Regions from separate parts of the Homo sapiens genome. Here regions 1 and 3 are each linked to region 2. A link is a loop called in an ENCODE intact Hi-C map of the cell type or tissue named here. Cell type or tissue: HCT116. All regions are shown on one strand. Region 1 overlaps RBFOX3 (RNA binding fox-1 homolog 3). Region 2 holds the start of RBFOX3 (RNA binding fox-1 homolog 3). Region 3 overlaps RBFOX3 (RNA binding fox-1 homolog 3).

Evidence for each region. A loop is a pair of places that touch in the nucleus more often than their neighbours do. Peaks named below come from ENCODE experiments on the same cell type or tissue, not always from the same donor. Only the 100,000 strongest peaks of a DNase experiment are listed, where the experiment ranks them.
Region 1: it touches region 2 in a loop (4-fold over the local background); 4 of 110 quality-filtered maps call a loop at or near these places.
Region 3: a loop joins it to region 2, with 3 times the contacts of the local background. A loop is called at or near these places in 9 of 110 quality-filtered maps.

What each region holds. Positions count from the first base shown.
Region 1 is chr17:79,424,746-79,432,745 of GRCh38, forward strand. All of the region lies in intron 2 of RBFOX3 (RNA binding fox-1 homolog 3), which reads right to left. Among named protein-coding and RNA genes, the nearest start is that of RBFOX3, 180 kb to the right of the region's middle. In HCT116, CTCF peaks have their summits at 3,187 (motif pointing right) and 3,387; no DNase peak of the experiment used is centred here; H3K27me3 peaks cover 750 bases.
Region 2 is chr17:79,609,371-79,617,370 of GRCh38, forward strand. It overlaps RBFOX3 (RNA binding fox-1 homolog 3), which reads right to left and starts at 1,681. Exons shown (of 15, transcript NM_001350451.2): 1 at 1,456-1,681. In HCT116, a CTCF peak has its summit at 3,519 (motif pointing left); a DNase peak (open chromatin) is centred at 3,531; H3K27me3 peaks cover 2,750 bases.
Region 3 is chr17:79,398,271-79,406,270 of GRCh38, forward strand. The region is part of intron 2 of RBFOX3 (RNA binding fox-1 homolog 3); the gene reads right to left. Among named protein-coding and RNA genes, the nearest start is that of RBFOX3, 210 kb to the right of the region's middle. RefSeq lists a silencer at 2,996-3,170 and an enhancer at 5,687-6,188. In HCT116, a CTCF peak has its summit at 3,041 (motif pointing right); a DNase peak (open chromatin) is centred at 3,001; H3K4me3 peaks cover 605 bases; H3K27me3 peaks cover 2,151 bases.

The sequences.
Region 1 (8,000 bases), 180 kb before region 2:
CCACCTCATGTCCTTCCTGGGGTCATCCCTTGGGATCCTCAAACCTGGCCTGCCTGGACGGATGCTGGTGTCCCCTGACTCGCCCCATCTCTGCTCCTGGAAGGCAGCCCCTACCCATTTAGTCACCAAAGCCCCTCCCCACCATGGTCAACTGTCTGCAAGTTCCCAGAGGGAGACACATTTCCCTGTGGCCTCTGCTGTGCTCTGACACCCTGGGCCAGCCCCACCCTGTCGCCCGATGGCTTGCTGTTTAACATGTATCAGGTGACACTCACGCCCTGCTAACCCCTCCACAAGCCTCCTGGTTTTAGAAAATAAAATCTGTGCTCCTTACCCAAGGCCTGTTATGCCCCACCCTCCTCTCTCACCTCCTCTTGCTACACTAAACCCTCCAGGAGCATGGGTTTCTGTCAGCTTCTAGAACATACCCAGATCCTTCTGCCCAGGCCACCGCACCCTGCAAACCCCCCTTCCTGGAGCACCCTCGTCCAGACCTAACTCCTTCCTGGCTGGTTCTCATCCCTGAGGCCTCAGCTCCCTCTGAGTGCCCTGAGCAAGTCCCCTCCGCAGTAACCCTCTGCAGTGGGGAGGGCCTGGGGGGGCTTGTGTGGCCCCAGTGCTCACTGGGAACCCACAGTGTGTAGCCAAGCAGGGAGTCAACCCCCTGGGGCCCCAACTGCCTGCACTCCCCAGAGGAAGGAGGCACCTCCCACCCGGACTGGAGCCGTGTCCACAGCTGCCAAGGATGGTGCCCTAAAAGATTCTCACTTCCTTCAGAGGGGCAAAGCCTGAGATATCTGGGAGACCCAACAGGACACAGCAGAGGCCATGGGGGTAAATAAAGAGGGAGTTTCCAAGGTAGACCCTGCTGAGCTGTGCACTTGGGATCAACCTTGGGGCGGCACTCACAGCCAAGAGATGGACAGAGCAAGGAAGGGGGAGAAGACAGGAGGGCCACGAATTCCGACTTAGAAGGCGGCAAGAGCAGAGGGAGCAGTGAAGGGACAGAGCGGGAGATTGGGGGCCCGGGGGTTCCGAAAGACACTGGACAGTTGCAGTGGAGATGGGGAGGGCAGGAGGAGAGGATGGGGGGAGGAGAGGACAAGGAATGGTGAGGGCAGAGACCCCCTTCCAGGGATCTTGCTGCAAAGAGGGGCGGGCACCAGGCCTGCGCCTGGGAAGGTGGTGCGAGGCGAGGGCTCTCTCTGCAATGGGAAGACAGACGCGGTGACCAGTGTAACACTGGAGGAATCACGGAGAGTGTGGAGGGGGAGAGAGCAAGGCTGCGGGACTCATGGCCTGGAGCTGGGGAGGAGAGGGAGACACAGCCCACAAGCAGAACCAGGGGCTTTTGGCAAGAGTGAGTCAGGGGGCATGGGTGCTGGTGGCCTGGGTTTGAGGAGAGAGAGGAGCAGAAGAGCTGGCTGGGGTGTGAGGACTTTCAGGTTCCCCAGGTCGTGGGGCCCACCTTTCCGGCAGCATCCCAGTCCTTTGTCCCACTTGTCCCATGCAGGCAAGGCCCAGAGGGGAGGCAGACAGTCGAGGATGGCTGTCGCAGGTGCTGGGAGAGGAGGTGTTCTCGTGAATGCGCCATGTCTTTCTTGCTCGAACAGTAAATAAAACCTCAGGGTCAGGGGAACAACCCACATTCTAAACTGGCATCCCTGAGAGGTGACAACAATGAAGAGACAACGGCAGGCAGGCCGGGAGCACTCGCGACACAGTGTTCTGTGGTTCCAACAAGACTTTCCTTCCAGCCGATGGGGCAGGCACCTATCATCCTCGTTTTACCGGTGAGGGAACTGGAGTCCAAAAGTGAACTGATGAAGCCTCGGTGTGAACCCCAGAACTTCCCTAGCCCACAGCTTGACTTACTTGTCCACACCCCACCTCATTTCCAAATTTTGGAGGGGACAGCACGGCTCTATTTACTTTGGGGTGTGTGTTTTTTGTTTGTTTGTTTGTTTTTTTGCTTTGAGACAGAATTTCACTCTTGTTGCCCAGGCTGGAGTGCAGTGGTGTGATCTTAGCTCACTGGAACCTACACCTCCCAGGTTCAAGGGATTCTCCTGCCTCAGCCTCCCAAGTAGCTGGGATTACAGGCATGCACCACCATGCCCGGGTAATTTTGTATTTTTAGTAGAGATGGGGTTTCATCATGTTGGTCAGGCTGGTCTCGAACTCCTGACCTCAGGTGATCCACCCGCCTCGGCCTCCCAAATTGCTAGGATTACAGGTGTGAGCCACCACACCCAGCCCCGGAGTCCCTTTTCTTAGTTTATTTATCTGCAGAAGCAGGGACCTGGCTCTGATGACCTGCAGACCCTCAGTTCCCGCCAATCCCGAAGCTCTCTACATCCTCAGTTCTCCAGGTATGGTGCTCGGAGCAGTAGCTGTGCCTCCCCTTTAGCTGGTAAGAGATGCGGACGGGGGGCCCCTGCCCAGACAGGCCCACTCAGAATCTGGATCCCAATCTGTCCGGGGAAGCAGTGCGGCCAGGGAGGCTCCATTCCACATCACCCAGCACCACCTCAGGGACCCTGCTCTAGGGAATGGAGGGGCTGAGGCTCTAAGGTCCTGGGAGATGTCCTTTGACCCTGTTGGTAGAAAGGTCCCTACACAGTTGGGCTGGCGGGAAGCACCCCTGTCTCTGAGGGGCGACTGCAGGGGGCCTTCCCGGGCTGTGCCTGCTCCTTGCAACACTGATCCTACAAGATTTCCCACAAACCAGGGGAGCTGTGAGGCCGAATACGCTTGGGAGCTCAGCCAGTGATTTTGCCTTGTGGATGCTCCTGATGAACACTGTCCCATTGAAGGCACCAAGAAAGTATGGGCAGAGCCCACTGCACTTCCTTAACAGCATTTCTCACTCTTAACCGTGGAGACCCTTGTTAGGACACAGCTAAGGCCCCCGAAGAAGGATCCTGTTGGGGAAACATCCTGAGATAGGAAGCACAATGAGCAGAGAAGGCAGAGGCTCCTCATAGCACATCCATTCACACCATCTGACAAACCCCACCTGCACACGCACAGATGCGCACACACATATTTGCAACATGCACAGGCGTGCACACATGAACATACATGTACACATGCACATATGCACACATGAACACGTGTACACACGTCCCTGAGGATGCTTTGTCTCCCAGCCACTTCTTTTCCAAAGCAGCTGTTGACTGGGCCCCGTGCTCCCAGCAGATGGAGCTGGGCCTGCTGGTTACGGCTGGCACTTCACCTGACGTGGCCACCACAAAACCACGGCATCCCCACACTCCCTCCTCCTGTATAACTGAATGTCCAGGTCAACCCCTACACTCAGCCTTAAGAAATGGGCCCACAAGGCAGCCACTGTGCCGAGACAGACTCCGCCTGCAGCAATATCCTCGCTGTCCTCGTTCCCTCTCTCTCTGTCCCTTGAAGGTGCCTGGTGCACTGTAGGTGGCTCCTGGGTGTGGCACCAGCACAAACCCTCCCATCTCCACAGTCACAGCCTGAAGGCACAGTTTCCCCGGAGCCCCTGCAGTGAGGGGAGGTGAGGGAGGGCAGGTGCCATGGGGGAGCTCGCGGGGCAGGACGGTCTCCTGCAGACCCACCCTGGTCTGGGAGCCACTCTCCACCTGCGTCTGCCCCCGCCCAGCCTTCGCATCCAGGAACAAGTCCAGGGACACGGTATCAGGGCAGAGCCAGCTCCACTGATGGGGCCTAGAGCCCTCTTAGGCTGGTCTCAACTTTTTACTTGTCCCTAACACGGGGCTGCTGTCCCCTGAACATCACCACAGCCATGCCAACCCACAGGTGACCCACGGGCCTTCCTGCTTTCCTCTGGTTCCCTGAGCTGCACCCACAAAAAGCCTCCGACAGCCTCGGGAGGCAGAGATACGGACTGCTCTGATTTCACAGACGCCCACGTCCACACCCCTGCTGATAGAAGCCATGGTGGCAGTGCCTGTGACGCTCACGTCCCCAGCAGGACGTGGCCTGTGACCTCCCCAGCTCAGGACTGAGGGTAGGTGACACTCCCTGCCCCCCGGCTTATGTTCTCAGAACTAGCAGTGAATTACTGATGGGTAACCATCGGTCTAATTTCTGTCTGTATGAATTTAACTGTTCTAGGGACCTTGTATAAGTAAAGTCATATAGTATTTGCACAGTATATTGGAGCTTGCCCTTGCTCCATGGACAGAGTTCCCGGAGTGGCTGACTCCCTCTTTACTCCGGGTCCCCCTTCCAGTGCTTCCCTCACCGACTCTTCCCCTGCCAGTGACTCCCCCAGAGAGACTCTTCCCCCTTGAGATTCTCCCCTACCCAGAACCTTTTCCTGCTGCTGTTGATGCCAACAACACCTCTGCCAAAGCAGCCCCAGGTCCACGTGCTGTGCACACGTGTGCAGAGGCACACACGCTCACACACGGCCGTGGAGCATGCTCCTTGCAGCCTCTTCAGGGACACCAGCACAGAGCTGGGCGAGACCTTGGAAAGGCATCCTTGACCCTCTGTGAGGAGAGGCAGTGGCCAGCGACCACACACCCGCACAGAGCCTCGTCCACCCTGAGGGGCCCTGGGATGGTCATGAGTCCCATCCTTGCCCATATGGGAGAGGAACAGAGGAAACCGGAAGAAGAAACGCTTGAAGTCCCCAAATGGGGACTGGCAATGTGGGGTGGCAGCAGGTGATGGGAGGAGAAGAGATGCAGGCAGAGAGTGAGTCCAGCAGGCTGGGCAGGAGGAGGGAGGCCATGCCGTGGACTGGGCCAGGGTTTGTATATACAGTTGCCTCTCACTCAGTCCCTCACTAAGAAGCCCAGTGTGGTGCCAGCTGCCTGCAGCTGCCGAGGTTGGGTCCTCAAGGGGGCACCTGGGGAGCCCAGGGGAGCCTGAGGTCACACCTGGGCCAGTTGAGAGGCTGACTCTAATTCCCACAGTCCTGCCACCCAGAAACTAGGAGCTCCATTTTACAGAAGACAAAACCGAGGCCATGGGAATCAATGACTCGTCGGGGCCACATGCTTCCTGAGTGAGATCCAGGATCTGATGCCAGCTGCGTTGGGCTCCAGAGCCCAACATCCCTACATTTGTTCTTCTTTTGGGAGGAAGGGGAGGGCTTGCAGCCTTTGTTCTATAAATTCGTGGTTCTGCTCAACTTGGGGCCTGTGCTTGAGGACCTGACTTTGGCCTGGGAGTCCTTGACCTCTGCGAATCCAGAAAGGAAAGTGGGTGAGAGGACAAAGGATGCAAGCCCCCAGCACATCAGAGTCCAGGCAGGGGGCTGCCGAGGCGAGGTGGGGGAGCCTGGTGCTTCACCTAGCTCCCTGGAGACATCAGCGCACCAACCCAGCTCTAGGATTGAGTGATTTCCCCCAGCGTTGCACTCAGACCACAGGGGCCAGCCAGCCGTCGCTTTGAAGACGACTTCAGAGAAAAGGTGTTTGATTTGAACAATAGCCCAGTCACTTCGAGAGCCATTGTTTTTACAATAGCAAGAAAAATTCTTAGGAGAGTGAACCTGTCTAAAACATCTTCCAAATAAATAAATAAATAAATAAATAAATAAATAAATAAAGCAGATAAGAAAAAAAGTAGAAAATAGACTCAAACATAACATGCCTGAAAATCCTTCAACACATCCGTAAATGGAAAACCCCTGCCTACAGTTAAGGAGGCTTCCCAAACTATAGTTCATTTAACTGTCCTTTTAGGAGTCTCTTAATCAGAAAGGTGATTTCAGTATCAAATACGCTTTTGCAAGTACTTTTGTTTCTAAAGTATAAATAGTATGTGCTTTATACTGTGCTCGACTAATATTATTATTATTGTTTGAGACAGAGTCTCACTGTGTCACCCAGGTGGAGTACAGTGGCGCCATCTCAGCTCACTGCAACCACCGCCTCCGGGTTCAAGCGATTCTCCTGCCTCAGCCTCCTGAGTAGCTGGGATTACAGGTATGCAGCACCACACCCAGCTAATTTTTGTATTTTTAGTAGAGATGGGGTTTTGCCACGTTGGCCAGGTTGGTCTCAAACTCCTGACCTCAGATGATCCACCCGCCTCGGCCTCCCAAAGTGCTGGGATTACAGGCGTGAGCCACCACACCCGCCCTGTGCTCAGCAAATATTGTTTCTTATCTGCCAAAAGACTGTCATAAGATCACTGGGCATAAAGTGAAAACAGACACGCTCAGAGCCCCATGTTCAGTTTGCTGCCTGTGGACATCAATTTCACCAGAAAGCATGTCTGATAGGTGCCGAAGATTGGAAATTCATTGATCTCTGTGGCCAGAAGAACAACTTCAAGTTTCCCGGATCAAACCAGAGAATCATTCCTTACAGTTAAGTCTAAAAACATGAGGTCAAGCCCGATCGGTGATCATGGGTATTGCACATGAAAAGGATCGGGGAATCCAGGGCCCAGCTGAGGAACACGAAGGTGTGAAATGGAAACCTTAAACACGCGGTCTGTTCTCACTGCAGTGGTTATGTTCCACAAAGACCTCTCAGACACTGACTTTACAAATACTGAACCATTGTTCCTAGGGGAAACACATGGTTAGGTTCCCAAGAGCCTCTGACCACATTTTCTTTTTTTGAGACGGAGTTTCACTCTTGTCCCCAAGGCTTGAGTGCAACGATGCAATCTTGGCTCACGGCAACCTCCATCTCCCGGGTTCAAACGATTCTCCTGCCTCAGCCTCCTGAGTAGCTGGAATTACAGGTGCCCCCCACCCCCCACCATGCCTGGCTAATTTTTTTTTTTTTTTTGAGATGGATTCTCACTCTGTCATCAAGCTGGAGAGCAGTGGCACCATCTCGGCTCACTGCAACCTCTGCCTCCTGGGTTCAAGTGATTCTCCTGCCTCAGCCTCCTGAGTAGCTGGGATTACAGGCATATGCCACCATGCCTAGCTAATTTTTGTATCTTTAGTAGAGACAGGGTTTCACCATGTTGGCCAGGCTGGTCTCGAACTCCTGACCTCAGGTGATCCTCCTGCCTCGGCCTCCCAAAGTGCTGGGATTATAGGCGTGAGCCACAGCGCCCGGCCCACATTTTCATCAACTGAACAAACATATCTCTGAACCATTACTATCTTGAGTGTACAGTCAGTGGCATTCGGAACATTTGCTTTGCTGTCCAGCCATCGCCACCTTCCATCTCCAGAATGCTTTTATCTTCCCAAACTGAAATTCTGTCCTCATTAAACACTAACTCCCCAATCATTCTCTCTCAGGCCCTGGTAAACACCGACGTAATTTCTGTCTCTATGAATGTAACCATTCTAGGGACCTCATCTAAGTCATACAGTGCTTGTGCTTTTAGGTCTGGCTTCTCTTACGGAGGCATCACGTTTTCTGGCTTCATTCACACTGTGTATTCTGTGTCAGGATTTCCTTCCTTTTCAAGGCTGAGTAATATTCTCTGGCATGGACAGACCACATTTTGTTTCTCCATTCATCTGTGGCTGGACGCTTGGGTTTTCCACCTCTTGGCTCTTGTGAATAACGCTACTATGAACCGAGTGTGCACATGTCTCGTCCATACCCTGCTTCCAACCCTGTTGGGTGTATACCCAGAAGTGGGGTTGCTGGGAGAGTCTTTTAAAAGATTGTTTCATAGAAACAAGCATCTCCATGGAGCTTCACCTCTTGGGCCAGGCGGCAAAAGCCAGCTTGGCTCATGGAGGAGCTAACCATACCCACATCAGTCACCTGGGTTGGTGGGACATCTGCAAATGCCACTGGAAACACGTGTTCACTTCCCAAGGGTCGCGAGCAGCCTTTTATTTGTGTGCAACCTGTTTCGTTAAAAAAAAATCTGCCTCATTTGTTTGAAGTGTAAACAAAGGACAATTAATTAATTTGTTAATTATTCTTCCGTCCTTCTCATGCACACTGGTATCAAAGGCCCTGTGTCCCAGATGTGAAGGGAACGGGTTCATTTACTGATGAGAAACCAGGGAGATGCCCTAAGGCAGACAAAGGGGAAAAAAAAAAAAGCTAACGTGG
Region 2 (8,000 bases):
AACCTGCGCGCCCGAGAAGCGACTTCACCACCAGCTGGGGCAGGAAGGGGGACTTAAACCCAGGGATGGATCCCTTGGGTCTCTGTCCTTAGCCTCCACCGTGGGGTGTCTCGCGCGTCGGGACTAGCGGCTCCGCGGGACTCCTTTTTAAAAGTGATCATTAAATAAATCAGGTACCTCGCCAAAGCTGGAACGGAAAGGGGAGGGGGAGGCAGCTCTGTTGTCCAGGAGTTTCTCCCCACCTCGCTGGGCCCCCGCCCCCACCAGTGGACTCCGGGAACATCCCACCCCCACCCTACGTGATACCAGGGATCCCAGGGCCGCTTGGGGACCCGACAGGTTCCCAATGCCCCTCCACGCGGGGCGCCGCGTCTCGGTCCCCGCACCGACACTGCAGGGCTGCGCGCCAGGGGAGGCTCCGCGTCCCGGGGAGGGAGGCTGCGACCCCCAGCACCAAAATGACCACTGGCCTCGCGCCACCCCGAGACGCCACAGAAGACCACCTTCCCGAGCGTGCGAGCCCAACACGCCCCGGGCGAGCCCCACCACCGCCCGGGGCCACCAGGGCAGAAAGTTTGGGCCAGGGGCGTGCCCGGCTTTCCCAGCCCGGCCGCGCTGCTCGAGGCCCTGGGGGTGGCCGAGGCTTCAGAGAGGCAGCCTCTGCTCCCGTTCCAGCCTTCCTATCGTGCTTGGGGACTCGGCCCGGAGCGCCCCCAGCCCGCCCCCTGTAGGGCCCTGCGCGCCGCTCGCCCCTCGCTGCTCGGCCCCCGCGCACACCGCGGTGCTGCGGGCCCCGCTCCTATTTGGGGAGCTGTGGCAGCCCCTTCCTCCCCACAACTCCTTTGGGTCATCAACCTCTCAGCGACCCTCCTTTCAGAGGACCCCGGCAGGGCTCTCTCCGGGCCTGGGTGCCGCGACAGACGCACGTTGCACCACCGCCGGGTCGCCAGCCTCTCTCCCACCCGCGCGGGCTCCGGCTGCCTGCTCGGACGCGCCCCGCGGGGCCGGGATCTCCGCGCGCCTCTGCCTCCCCCCGCCGGGGAGTTCCCCGCGCCGGGCATTGTGCCGCCGCCGCCGCCGCCACAGCCACCACCACCGCCACCGCCACCGCCACTGCCACCGCCACGCAGCGCGCGGGACTCCCTGGCGTCTCCATGGAGCCCGACCCCCGGGCCTTCCCATTCACAAAATCGCCCCTCTGGCCCACGGCCGGACAGAGCGTCCAGACCCCAGCCCCGGAGGGACCCAGGGACCCCGACCCCGCGCAGGGACCCCTGACCCCGAGGGCGCCACCCCACCCCACGCGCCCTCGGGTCAGCCCCGGCCGCGCTCAGCAGCCCGCCTCCCACTGCGGGGTCCCATGCGCCCCTCCGCGGCCATGTCCCCCTCCCCCAGCTCAGCCCGATGGGAATGACCGCCGCAGAGCGAGGCGGGCGACGAGGCCAGGCTACTCACGGGCTCAGCGCTCCCCGCGGCAGGTGACTGGGGGCCGGCGGCCATGCCCCGGCTGCATCCCGGCCGCCGAGCGGGCAGCGGCGTCCTGGGGCCGCACAGGCACCGGCGAGCCAGCGGCAAGGGGCGCGCGAGGCCGGGCTCGGGCGGCAGCTGTGGCAGCTGCTTCTCCTCCGACCACGCGAGCTGCTGGGGCCCGGCTGGGGCCGCTGTCCGAGGAGGTTCTGCTGGCTTCGGAGCAGCCCCGCGCTCGCTCTTCCCTCGCCTCCTCTCTCTCTCTCTCTCCTCCCTCCTCTCTCCGCCCTCCTTCTCTCTCTCTCTCTCTCTCTCTCTCTCTCTCTCTCTCTCTCTCCGCCCTCCTTCTCTCTCTCTCTCTCTCTCTCTCTCTCTCGTTCCTCTGGCTCGTTCGGCTGGAGCGAGGCGGCAGCAGGAGCACGCGGCGGCGGCGCGGGCGGCGGTGGCAGCTCGAGCGGAGCGCGCAGCGCGCGGCATGGGAGGGGGCTCTGGCTGTCGCGCGGCCGGGGAGGGCGGCGGAGCGGGGAGAGCCATGACCGGGTGGGCTTCGGCGGTCAGCACCCTGCAGCCTTCAGCGCCAACTCCTCGGGGCAGGGGCACAGAAGAGGTGGGGTACACACGGAAGATCCCAGAACCCAGTGCTGCCCTGGTCCCTTCAAGGGCAGCCCCAAGCCCGCTGCCCCTCCCCACCTCCAAGCTATCTTGGGGGCGGATCAACCCAGGTGACCCTTAACAGGACCCCTGCCCTTGTGCCTCGCTGTCCCTGGGGGCCATTTTTCTTTGCCAGGCCCAGGGATCCCCAGCAATGGGACGTGGTCACCAAGCATCAGGGACGAATGCCACCCCACCCCGCATGCCATGCCATGCCTTTGAGTTGCCCACATACCCCAAACCCCCTCACTAGGCCCAGGTGCCCTGACTTCCTGGAGGACCACTGGAAAGGAAGGGATCGGGCCCACTCCGTGCTGTTAGTCCAGATTGGCCAACCCAACCCATTTAAACATTTCCACCTGTGCCTGGCTGGAGAGGAAGGACTGTGGGAGGTCAGCTTAGGATTTCCCTAAAATCAAAAGATCAGGTAGCTCCTGTCCCCAGTCCCAGCCTCCCCCAGCATCTAGAGTAAGGGGCCTGGTGTGAGTTCTGGGAGGGTCTCTATCCTTGGTGCAGAGGGAGCAGGAGAGCAGAGGCTGAGGACACAGTGGAGTGGGGACCCTCTGGAAAGGCAGGAGAGATCTATTGCTGGGGTCAGCCCACCACTGGCACACAACACCAGAAGTGGGCAAGAAGGTCTGGACGGTCCCAAACAGGTTTAGGCAGGAGGCTGAGTAATCATTTCCAAAACAAAAGACATTCTGGTGCAGCAACCAGGCTGGAGAAACGAGCCTGCACCATCGAAGGACATTTCCAAATTACACACAAACAGATCCAAACCCGTCCCCATGTCACTTTTGCTCCTGAAGGCTGCTCCTGGAACAATTAGCCTCCTCCTCGCACCTGACTGTCCTGCTTTTCTGTGTGAGGTGAAAAGCACATCATGGAATCTGGGGTTTGGTAGGGGCCTGGAAGACCCAGAGGCCAGGAAGAGGGGAGTATGGATTTGGAGCTTCTCGGTAGTAGGGGCTCTGGGCTGCTGGCTGCCCCCCCTGCAGGGCAGCAGAGACGGTGGCCAAGACAGTGGCCGCTGCCCACTTATGAGCGTCATGCTTTTAATTTCTGGCCCTCCAGCCCGTCTGGGTCATTGATCTGTCTTGGCCGGTGGGAATCGTGTTATACAATTCCAAGCATACAGCTAAACAGCCCCACAGCTAACCACCAGATAAATGCCGTGTCTACGAGCAAGGCAGCCGCCTGGTTGACTGAACTTTCCCCTGCCACCGGATTTGAAATGGCGCATTCCAGCTCTAAAGCCCTAATTGGGCCTCTTGGTTCTCTGCTGTCAGATGGTCCAGGCTTTCGTGGCCTCCAACTCCCGGCTGGGCCCAGCCACTGCCTGGCAGGCACCTGTCTCCCTGCAGGCAGGGCTCTTGCCTCGCTGTGCCGGCAGTGCCCCCTGTCGGTCCCGCTTGTCCCTTGCCCACATTTCTTCTCCCTGGGGAGCCTTTTCCTCTCTGGTCCAGACCCTACTGCCCTTTGGAGCCTCCTCGCAGAAACCTCTCGAAGAGTGGGATTCGAGCCCATCTCCGTCTCCCTTCAGCTCCCCATGCGAGTTCTGCATGTGCCTGTGAAGTGGGGACACATTGACCTGGCAGAGCTGTGTGCCCGAGTGGAAGAGGGGTCCCTGCAAAGCATAGGGCCCGGTAAATCATTCCTTGGGGACGTTCTGGAAGAGCTCTCTGAAGACAGCACCAAATCTTGTTCCAAGTTCCACCAGTCCCAGCCCAGGACTCAGGACACGGTGGGCCTGCTCAGACGCCCGGGTGGTAAACTGAAATTGGCCTCTGTGGTTGGGACTGGCCACAGGGCCTGCGCGTGAGGACACCCCTTGGGAACAGGCCCCAGCCAGGCCGGCCTCATTACCAGCCCCAGAGAGTTTGCCCTTCGTGCTCAGCTGTCGTAGACAGGGATCTGGCCGGAAGAGAGTAAGTGTCAGGGCCAGCAGGACATACCAGCACTAACCGGGAGATTTTCCATTTGGGGACGTCATCTAAGAGAATTTTTAAAACCTCTGATTTGGAAACTTTAATTTTTAAAAAGTGAGCACATGGGGAGGACTGGGGAGTCCTTGGTAATAATCATTAGGAGAGAAACACAGGGAGACTGGGCTTGGGGCCAACAGGACGACTGAAGGCACAGAGCTAATTTCGTGCCCTCTGAAAAATCCCACTAAAACTACAAAGAGAAAATTTTAAAAAGGGGCTGGGCATGGTGGCTCAAGCCTGTAATCCCAGCACTTTGGGAGGCTGAGGTGGGTGGATCACCTGAGGTCAGGAGTTCGAGACCAGCCTGGCCAACATGGTGAAACGCCGTCTCTACTAAAAATAGCAAAACTAGCCAGGTGTGGTTGTGGGTGCCTGTAATCCCAATTACTTGGGAGGCTGAGGCAGGAGAATCACTTGAATCCGGGAGGTGGAGGTTGCAGAGAGCCGAGATCGCGCCACTGTACTACTCCAGCCTGGACAACAAGAGTGAGACTTCCATCTCAAATAAGAATAACTTTAAAAAGGCATAAACCCCAACGACCTGGAGAATAGGAGAAAAGAGAACAGTAGCCGGCTGTGGGCAGCGGGGAGGCACAGGAGAAGTGGCGGCCCGCCCTCACGGAGCTGAGTCTCGGCCCAGAGGCAGGGAAGGCTGACAATGGAATCCCCCGAAGGCTCAGAAGGCGTGGGGCCCAAGACCCGGGGAAGCCTGGAGATCCTCGGATAGCCCCTCTGGAGGTTTATTCCCTGAGGACACTGAAGCAGCCTCTGTGGCCTGGGGGCCGCCAGACACTGCGGACAGAGGGGCGTCCTGCACGGAGAGCCCCCCTTTTCCCTCACGGCACCTGTCAGCATCCTGACCTCCACCCTCCTGGCAGGAGGCCGGAAGAATCTCCTCTGGGGAATCTCACCAGCACCCAGAGGGGAAACCTGAAGATAGAGCTTTGCTGCTTCCAAGCACAGGCCCCACTCCCTGCTCGGAGCTGCCAACCAGCTTTGCAGCCCCCCTAAGGTGAGTAAAAAGCCAAGGATGACCAGACACCTGCGGAAAGCCTTCATGAGAAGGAGCCGCCAAAACACGCAACAGAGCGGGGCCGACTTCGAGGAAACAGATATTAGGCAGGGAGGAGAAAACATCAGAAATAGCAGTATTTAATATCCTCCCAGAGATCAGAGGAGATACCGCATCCATGAACCAAGAGCAGGGTGCTATTTTAAGGAGAACATTTAGAGAACAAAAAAGCTGGGAAGTTAAAAGCATGAGAGCAGAAACAAAACATCTCAACAGACAGGCTGGAAGAGAAAAGTAAGGGAATGCCCCAGAAGGCAAAGCAAAAAGGCAAAGAGGAGAAAAAGAAGAAAGAGGGGATGAAAAAAAACTAGATGATCAATTCACGAGGCTCAACACAAAAGGAATTCTAACCCCGACCCCCATAGGGCCCCCAGAGAGAAGGAGGAGGAGGAGAAGAAAGGAAATCATCAATTACTTAAGAATTTTTTTCCAGAAATAAGTTTCCAAATTGTCCACAAAATCGATGGAAATGATTCATATCAAGGCACATTATCTTGAAAAGTAAATCACTGAAGAAAAAAAAAAAATGTTTCCCCAAGTTTCCAGGTGCCATAAAAAAGAGCAGGAACGAGAATAGCTCCAGAATTCTCAACACAAAGAGGGCAGCTAACCAATCACAAAGCGTGCCTTCAAAAGCTGATGGCAAGTGATTTCTGGCCTGGAATCCCTTACTTCACAAAATTAACAATCAAACGTGAGATTAAAACAAAGACATTTGCACATGCGAGATCTCGACAAAATTATTTCCCACACACCATCTCTCAGCTACCAGAGGACGTGCTCTAACAAAACAAGGGTGTAAAGCATGAAAGAGGGCAATGAGGGATGGAAGAAACAGAGGATCTAGTAAGCGGGCAGGGATCCACATAGTGGGAGAGGAGGGAGGGCAGGAGGGCAGCTGTGTACCGGGCAAGAGGTTGCCAGTCCAGATGAGAGCAGGGTGGTGGCATGTCCAGCTGCCTAGGGCTCAGACATGTAGAGGGCTGTCACTACCAAGATGCCTCCTGCCATTGTACCACCCTTTCAGTGCCAGGTGAGCCTGGCCCCTGCTCCCCTCTGTGCCCGGCCGGCTCGGGCCGTGTTGCAGTGGAGTGCCTGTTTTCCTTTCCACGCACTGCCACCTGTGTAAGCTGAAGACCCTCATTTCGCCCCATGGAAGCATTTACTTTGATCTACTCTTAGCATCAGGAGGTGGCCACAGGGAACAAAGAAACAGAAAACACACATCAGCCCACCAACCTGCAAGAAGCCCCAGCCAAGGAGGCCCTTGGTTCCCCAGGACCCCTCATGCCTTGCCCAAGAACTCCCTAAAAGAGGCTCTTGTAAAGCGTGGGGCAGCTGCGGTTCCAGAGTTTCACATTGTCTTCTCCCAGGCTCCTCCGTCTAAGGGTAGCAGACCCAAATCATCACAGACAGAAAGGACATCATGGCCCCACTTTCATATTCAGCACTGGACACATCCACAGATAGAAAGGAGGTGAAGATGCAACTGTAGAAGGATCGAGGAAAGCAAGAGATCAGGGGCCTGCTTTTTCCTTGCTGGTCTTTGACGTTCTTGTGAGGTCCACAGATGGCCAGCACCGACGGCCCGTTGGAGAGCTGATGTCACCGCCATTGGCTGCCTTGCTTGCTTTCTCAGTCCAACAGAGTAAATTATAAGGTTACTCTATGTAGTCGTAACCTCCTTGTTAAGAATGGATCTCTCGGCCGGGCACGGTGGCTCACACCTGTATTCCTAGCACTTTGGGAGGCCGAGGCAGGTGGACCACCTGAGGTCAGGAGCTCAAGACCAGCCTGGCCAACATGGCGAAACCCCCTCTCTACTAAAAATACAAAAATTAGCCGGGCGAAGTGGAGGGCACCTATAATCCCAGCTACTCAGGAGGCTGAGGCAGGAGAGTCACTTGAACCCGGGAGGTGGAGATTGCAGTGAGCCAAGATCACACCACTGCACTCCGGCTTGGGCGACAGAGCAAGACTCCATCTCAAGAAAAAAAAAAAAAAGAATGGATCTCTCTGTCTCTCTCTATACAAACACACACACACACACACACACACACGTGTTACTACTTCCCCACTACTGCCAGGCCTGCTACCGCTGTTGTATGTGTCGGATCTCCCCTTCAGGCCACCATCCAAGCACGCTGTGGGACCCTGTGCAGTCCTGCATCAATAAATACCACTTAGGGAGAGCCCCACACGACCTGAGGGAATGTATGATCAAAACGCCCCACTACTGTTTCACGAAACACGCGGGGCAGATGTGCAAACATTTATACTGTGTGGGCTCTCAGGGGTTGTGCACCTGTCCGGGCTCCATGGAATGTAGGTCACAAGGAGACCTTGGAGGTCAGAGACGCCAACCAGCTAACTTAAATGAAGACGTCACAGGGCCGGGCTGTGCTCTGTCCCATAGCTGGAAGAGAGGTGTTCGGCCCTCACACACCCAGCCTCAGCCTCAGCTGTGTCCGCCGGCTGGCTCTCCGCTCTTCACTTCAGTCCCAAGGTTTATCATCCCTCTTTCTCCTGACCCTTTTTTCCTGGCAGATGGTGGCACAGTTTCACCTTGAAGCTAGAGCCTTCAGTGGGAGCAGCTTTCTCCCTGCACGCCTCCTTCTAGTTTCATCTTGTCTTCCTGCTCCCTTTCAAATTCTTCTTCCGTTTTCTCCCTCCATCCAGCCCTCTCTTGCTCTATCCTCTTCTGTCTTTCCTGCTCTGGGGATGGGGGGGTCTTAGCCTACCAGCCTAAAAACCTTATCTGGTCTTCCCCATCCTTCCAGAAGCACCCCTAGATGCTCTTCTCTCCCCTCGTTCCCCTTCCA
Region 3 (8,000 bases), 210 kb before region 2:
CCAGCCCTGAGGCGCTCCTGGCCTAGACGAGGCTTCATTGCATCAATTTGCACCACGGTTTCAGAAAAGTGGGAAAGGGTGAAGGTGTCCCGTCACCCCAGAATGTGGGGACCCACTATGGGATGTGAACTGGCGAGGCCTGGCAGGAGGACACAGCCTGACGATATCTGTCAGCGTTTAACATACGTACACCACATAAACCACGTCAGCGGCTCTCCACCGAGAGTAATTTTACCTCCTGGGGAGGGACACGTGGCAATGTCTGGAGACATTGTTGGTCATCGTAACTGAGGGAGGGGCTTCTGGCATCTGGTGGGTGGAGGCCAGGGGTGCTGCTGAATGCCCTGCAGCGTACAGGGCGGCCTCCACCGTGGGCGACGATGCGGCTCCCACGTAGCAGCAGCGCTGAGGCTGAGAGAGCGGAATTACCCTGGGAGATGTGAGTGCATAAAGTAGTAAGGGCAGGGGCACAGTGGCCATCTACGTGATGTTTACCGGGGGCCAGTCACGAGTCTGACCACTTTTCACCTGGGGACTCACTTCGCCCACCCAACACACACAGTGCACAGCTGAACTGTGTCCCTCTAAGATAAGTTGAAGCGCAAACCCCTGGTACCTGTGAACGAGATCTTCTTTGGAAACAGAGCCTTCGCCGATGTAATCAGGTAAAGATGAGGTCATAGGGTGAGCCCTAACCCACCATGACTGGTGTCCTTGTAGGAAGAGGAAAACACCGTGTGAAGACATGCATGAGAGAAGGACGCATGACGGCAGAGGCAGGGTTGGAGTGACGCGGCTACAAGCCCGGGAACCCCTCGGGTGGCTGGCGGCCCCCAGAGGCTAAGAAGCCGTGGGGAGGATTCTACCTGGAGTCTCAGAGGGGGCATGGCCCTGCTGACCCCTTGGTTTTGGGCTTCTGACCTCCAGAATGTTAAAAAAAAATCTTGTGTTTCCAGCCACCCAGTCCGTGGCAGTTTGTTACAGCGGCCACAGGAAATGCGTACCGTGGGTGAGGCTATCCCCGCTTCACAAATGAGGAAACCGAGGCACCGGGAGGCAAAGGTGCGTGCCCGCACACACACAGCTGGTAAATCAGCAGTTTTGCTTCCGTGCACGGCTCGCGCTTCTGATTAGAGTGACAGCATTGCACCAGCTTTCATGAAGGGTTTTCCTGGCGTGACTGCAGGTTCCATGTGGAGGGCAGGGATGGTTTTTTTTTGCCATCTTTTCAAGACAGTGGTTCAGGGAGGACTTTTCACCATCAGGGGTCATCAAATTTAGCAAAATCCCACACGGTGGCCGCACCAGGGCCCAGCAGGCCACGCTCTCCCAGCAGTCACAAAGGAGAAAGCAAAAAAAATCTACCTTTAATTTTGTGGGAAAAGTGCTGCTGAAACCAAAAGACAATGTCCATTATGAAAACCTGTTTTTAAACTCTGATGTTCTCATCACCTTTTCCTGCTGGCTTCTCAGGCAGATGTAGCCGAGGCCCCTCCCCGGGGAGCAGCAGACACCACAGACCCTCGGGCGCTCCCGTCTTCAGCAAGCGTGAACGCGCCGCTGGAAAGAATGCTGGCTTTCTCTCCAAGTGAACGTTGTCCTTAACTGGCTAGTGCAGGACAGTCTAACTCCCGCTCTGGAATCTAGACATCGTTTCCCATCACTCAGGAAAGGTCTGGAGATATCCAGGTTCACCCACTGCTTGTCTCTACCCACAGATTCTCTCAGGAGTGCTGGAGGGACAGTGGAGCCACTGCTGATTTAACCGGTTTCCAGACACTTCCAACACTGCCCCTGGGATCAGGATCGGAGCAGGATTCTCGGGGAATGGGGTTTGGAGTGGGGAAAAAGTCTGACAGTGAAACAAATGCACCACGGGGCTCTGGAACTCCAGAGGGGAGCCACAAACTGGGTGGCTCAGAGCAACATGAATTTTTTCCTTCACATTCTGGAGGTCAGGAGCCCCAAACCAAGGGGTCAGCAGGGCCAAGCTCCTGCTGAGACTCCGGATAGAATTCTTCCTCATGGCTTCTTAGCCTCTGGAGCCACCCGAGGGGCTCCCGGGCTTGTAGCCGAGTCTCTCCAACCCTGCCTCTGCCGTCACGGGGCCTTTTCCTGTATGTGTCTTCACACGGCGTTTTTGTCTTCCTACAAGGACACTGGTCATGGTGGGTTAGGGCTCACCCTAGTGACCTCATCTTTACCTGATTACATCCACAAAGGCTGTTTCCAGATAAGGTCACGTTCACAGGTACCAGAGGTTGGCGCTTCAACTTATCTTAGAGAGACACAGTTCACCCATAACACCCACCTCACAAGGTGTTGGGGGTGGGTGAAGTGAGTTCACGTGTGACCCGCGAATTAACCACAGTTTTAAGAATGCAGAAGGCTCAGACACACTAGGAAGATGCGGCTGTAAGCGGGGTGTCCCAAATGCAGCAGCTCCTGCTCTAATGCCCGTTGACTGAGAGGTGGGAGCTGGACTCACCCCTTTTTGGGGGCACCTGTTGGCCCCGTCACTGCCCTGATCTGGGAGGGTCTCTGCATCAGTCAGGCCACCTCCGAAGCCAAAACCGAAGTCCCCACACTCTCCTAAGCTGGGCCAGCCCCTCACAAAGCTGCCACAACACCTTGCCACCTGGGGAGCTCCTGGATGTGTCTACAGACAGCCTAGCTAGCATCCCTGTGCCAAGAGATCCTCCTCCGAACAAAAACGAGACAAAACAGAAAAACACGTCGTCACAACCCTACTTCCAAAGCTAGAGATCCGGGCGTGTTCATTTTTAAATTCACAGACGCAGAGCCTCTCCAGTGCTGCCCTGCAGAGCAGTCAGCCACGCTGGTGCTCGCTTCTGGAGCTGCTTCTAGAATGACAGCGGTTCGGCAGGGGAGATCAATTCCTACAGGAACGATCAAAGGAAAGATAAGAACTTCGGGGCTCCGCGGTCAGGTTCCACTCACAGCCAGCTTCTCGGAAAGGAGCCCTGAGCGGCGGGAGCCACGCCCCTGCGCACGCTGCTGCTCACGCGCCCCACCAGGTGGTAGAACGGGGCTACTACCACTTTAAAATAGGTCAACTTCAAGCCAAATGGGAAGACAAAAAAATAAGAAGAGCCAGTGAGCCCCCCAAAACGACTCCTTCATGATCCAGGGGTACAGTCAACCAATCAGCCAATCAATGAGACCACCTTGAGAGAGTCTGCAAAATGCAAACGCCTTATTCCCTGTCCTGCGTGTGTGTTCCCAGTGTGCACGTGAGACCCTGCCTTCAGTGCAGAGGGAGAGGGGAGGGAATGGGAGAGGGGAACCTATTTCTTTTGTTTCACTTTTAAAGGAGACAACACTCCAGTATTCCGCAGCTCATTTCTCCCTTCACCCCGATCCCATGCCCCGTGTTTGGACGTTCGCTGAGCCTGCTCCGTGACGGGTCTGTAAGTTCCTACATGGGGCGTCCTCTCTATGAGCCCCAGGGCACCTGGCCCAGCAGTTCACGGTCTGTACCCACTCAGATATCATTGTGGGTCTGACGACCGGCTCCAGATACAGCAGCTTGACACACCAGCCCCAGCCTCCCGAGGGAGCGCGGCCCTGCCTTGATCCTGGACTCTGGCCTCCTGAGCTGTGAGAGCATAAATGCTGCTGTTGAAGCCACACAGTTGTGGTCATCCGTTCTGGTGACCACAGGAACCGCATACGGCTCTCTTACAGGTGAGACCTTCCACGTTACCTGCAGAGCAGCCACCTGGGAGTCACACCTGAGAAAGAGCAGAAGCAGGGGACAATCTGTGGCCCACCACCAGGAGCCCAGGGTGGAGGACCCAGGCAGAGCTGGGCATGCTCAGAGGCTGCTGTCCCCATGGCACCACTCAAGGAGAAAAGGGGTCTCTGGAGAGAGAAGAAGGGAAGGGGCTCTGCAAGGGAGGCAGGATCCACTTGGCAGCTGCTCAAATTTAGTTTGCACCTCCTTTGCCAGTGCAGAAGAAAACAAACGACCTGCGAACTGAATGAAAAATGGTGATTCATTACCCCTGATGTGTGATGATGGCTTAATTATTTTTCTAACTGGGGAGAGACGCTTTCTGACAGCAGGTGCAAATGAATTCTCCACTGTTTTAAGGAGTGATTGGCCCAGGACAGGCGGAAAACTGGGAAACCTAATTAAATTGGGAGCCCCATGAAATAAATGGAGCGGGGAGTTTGTTTGCTTGTGCTAACGGGGATTAACGATCCCCTGAGAAGCTGTAGGGCTCCCGCTGGAGTGAGCGCAGGGGGCCCCGCGGGGCGGACACAGACAAAGCAGGAGCCACATGGGGTGGTGGGGACCCCACTGCACAGGAAAGGGTGGGCCAGGGCCTGGACGCTGAGCTCTACGACTGGCTATCATCTTTGGCTCTCGGTCTCCTTGTCTGTGAAACAGGAGGCTGGACGATGGGAGGACCAGGTGAAGGCTCAGTGCCAGGTGATGGGATGGGATTTCAGAGCACGGGTTTGGAGTTGGACAGCCCGGGGTCAGAGCCAGTGCACCCTCTGCCTCTGACCCGGATCCAGCTTGGATCCTCAGTTTTCTCATCTCTACTATGGGGGTGTGAGCAGTACCTACCCTCCCGGATGTCGTGGGGCTGCCCCGAGGTTGCAGGTCACATTCTCAGCAGGAGCCTGACCCACAGGACGTGCCCGGCAAAGAGAAGGCTCATCAGGATCGCCATCAGATCATGCTGAAGGTCTTCATCTGCTCTGCTGTGGGAAGGGCTGACCCTCCCACCAGGCACACTAACCCCTGGACCTTTTCTCATCTCGGAAGGGACACAGTGGCCTTGCTGGGAGAGGACTGCAGCCAGGGGGAAGGAGGAAGACTTGGCTCCCTCCCCCTCGCTGGGGCCCTGAACAGGCCTCCCTTGGTGCTTGGGGAGGGGCGGTGAAAAGCAAGACCCTCCCCACCACCCTGTATGTCCTCCTGATGGCTGAGAGCCTGCTGGTCGCCCTTTAGCTTGCCAGACTGTCCTAGAAGGCCCTTGGCTGGCAAGGCCCACACCCCTACCAGGTGGGGCCAGGTCCCGGCAGCAGGGCTGCCCCTGAGGTCAGGGATCTGTGCAAATTAGAGACGGGCAGCTCCCATGGGGGGTTCAGGCTCCTGTGGATGGGCACCTCTGTCAGGGATATCTGTCACCTACAGGTGGGCAAGCCTGACTTCCAGACTCCAGAGCTCAGGAATAATCCGTGAACACAGCCCCACCATGGACTTCCACCCCCGTCAGCCCCACAGCTCCACAGGTCCAGCTTCCACAGACCCACAGGTCTAGCCACTGAGGGCTGTGCTGTGGTGGGAACGTCCCGGACAGCTTCGGTGGGAAAGTCCCTGGTGGCTTTCCTGGCTTGGGCAGGGCGGGGCTTGTTCCCTGTCCCCCAGTACACTGCCCCCTCACCCGCCCTCCAGGCATCTGTGTCAGGGCAAACCTGCCCAGGCCCCGTCCTCTCAGGTTCCCCCAGCACAAGCTCCCAGATGTTCTTTTTCTTTTTTTTTTTTTTTTTTTGAGATGGAGTCTTGCTCTGTCACCCAGGAGTACAGTGGCGCGATCTCGGCTCACTGCAAGCTCCACCTCCCGGGTTCACACCATTCTCCTGCTTCAGCCTCCTGAGTAGCTGGGACTACAGGCGCCCGCCACCACGCCTGGCTAAGTTTTGTATTTTTAGTAGAGACGGGGTTTCACCATGTTAACCAGGATGGTCTTGATCTCCTGACCTCGTGATGCACCCATCTTGGCCTCCCAAAGTGCTGGGATTACAGGCGTGAACCACCACACCCGGCCCAGGATGTTCATTTTCTATGGTCCTCTCTTCTCACTCCTTCCCTGCCAAGGGTGATGCCAGTGTCCCGTCCCCACTCTCAGTTGAACACACAGATTTGGGGGAGCCTGAGGGGGAGAGAACAAGCTGGCGGGAAGCCGCAGGACTGAGGCCCGTGAGGACAGTGGGCGTGGGCAGGGCCACAGCGGTGGGAGCCCTCCATGTCCCAGCCCACCAGGGGCCTGGCTAGGCACTGGTTCCTCCCTCCTAAGCCAACTCTTTGAGGTGAGCAGTCTACACTCCGGGCATGAGGGATGCAAGGAGTTGGGACCAGAGCACGTGTCAAGGAGTCCCAGCCCGCGGGCACCCCAGGCCACACGGCCCCACTCTGCTGCAAAGCCCTCTGTGCCCAGGTCACGCAGCTGGCCCAAAGATGGCAGGAGACACAGATGGACGCAGAGGGCCAGCCTGTGAGAAGCCAAGAAGCACTGGGGGTCCAGTCTCAGCCCCGGCGCCCTCTCCTCTGCCCACATCCAGGCCACCAGCTCCACGGACTCTCCTGTCCCTCCCCTCCCATTACCTAGCTTCTGGCCCTCCTCACCACCCCTGTGGGTCCCTCAAATCACTCACTGGGCCCAGTCCTGCTCTCACAGCCTCCCTCCCCCAAGAACCATCCATGGCTCCCTGTGGCCTGGTATGCTCAGACCTCAGCTGCCTGGGCCATTCACCTGTCCATCTCCAGAGTCCAGCTGCCTTCCTACCCCACACCAAGTTTTAGGCAATTAACTCTTTCCTCTATATGTGTTTGACCTCCCAGCTAGTCTGTAAAATCCTAGAAGACCAGAATCATGGATGTTCAAAGAAGTAGATAGCCTCAGTCCCCTCCTCAGGACCTGACACCTAGTCTAGACTCCAGGAAATCAAAGGCCTGCATCGGATCGTCCCACCCACGGCAGGATGCTGGGACTCCCAGACTATGAGGGCCTCCCAAGCAATCACCACAGTGAAGCATGTTCCCCAGGTCTCTCCAAAAATAGCCCTTTACGTATTCATCTTACAGCTGATTTTCCCCCAACATTTTATCACCAATATATTCGAACATATGGAAAAGCTGAGGAGTTTGACGGTGACGGCTGCACCCCACCAGCTCGATGCAACTGGGGCATTCTCCTCCACACTGGGGCATTCTCCTCCACACGCTGCATCACACATCTGAGCCCATCTCCACCCTCCGCCGCCCGACAACCTAGTTTATTATTTTTGATGCATTTGAAAGTAAGCTGCAGACGTGTGTGCACTTCCCCCGATACTTCAGCGAGTTTATCATCAACTAGGGTTTGACATTTGTTTACATTTTTTTTTTCTTTTGAGGTAAAAATTGACATACAATGAAATGCATGAGTCTGGGCCAGGCATGGTGGCTTTATCCTGCACTTTGGGTAGATCACTTGAGGCCAGGAGTTCAAGACCAGCCTGGGCAACATGGCGAAACCCTGTCTGTACTAAAAACACAAAAATTAGCTGGGTGTGGTGGCACGCCCCTGTAATCCTAGCTACTTGGGAGGCTGAGGCAGGAGAATCGCTTGAACCCAAGAGGCAGAGGTTGCAGTGAGCTGAGATCATACCGCTGCTCTCCAGCCTGGGTGACAGAGTGAGACTCTATCTCAAAAACAAAAACAAGAAAGAGAAAAAGAAACGCATGAATCTGCAAATGCACACAGCTGCACAACTCTTCACCTGCCAAGATGCAGACCATGCCCCTCAGGAAGTCCCCTCATGCCCCTCCCCAGCCATTCCCACCTCCAGCCCCCAGGGCAACCACTGTCTTCACTGTTTTCCACCACCTCTGAGTTTTCCCTGTCCTAGAACTTTCTGTGCATGGATCTTGGGACTGCACGCCTTCACTGCTGGCTCCTTTCATGCTACATCAGGGTTTTGAGGCCCATTCACCTCCCTGCATGTATTGGCCCCTTGCCCCTTTTCATGGCTGTGTAATATTCCTAATGCCCCAGGGTTTATTTATCCATCTCTCTGCTGATGAATGTTTGGGCTGTTTCCATTTCTGGGCTCTTGTGAACAGAGCTGTTGGGAACATGCCTGTCTGTGTTGTTCAGCTACAGCTTATTTTGAGAGATTATTTTCTCATTCTTTATGTTGCTTTAGAAGATGGAAACCAGGCAGAGACAAGCAAACTCTCTTTTTGCTCGTTCTCCCAG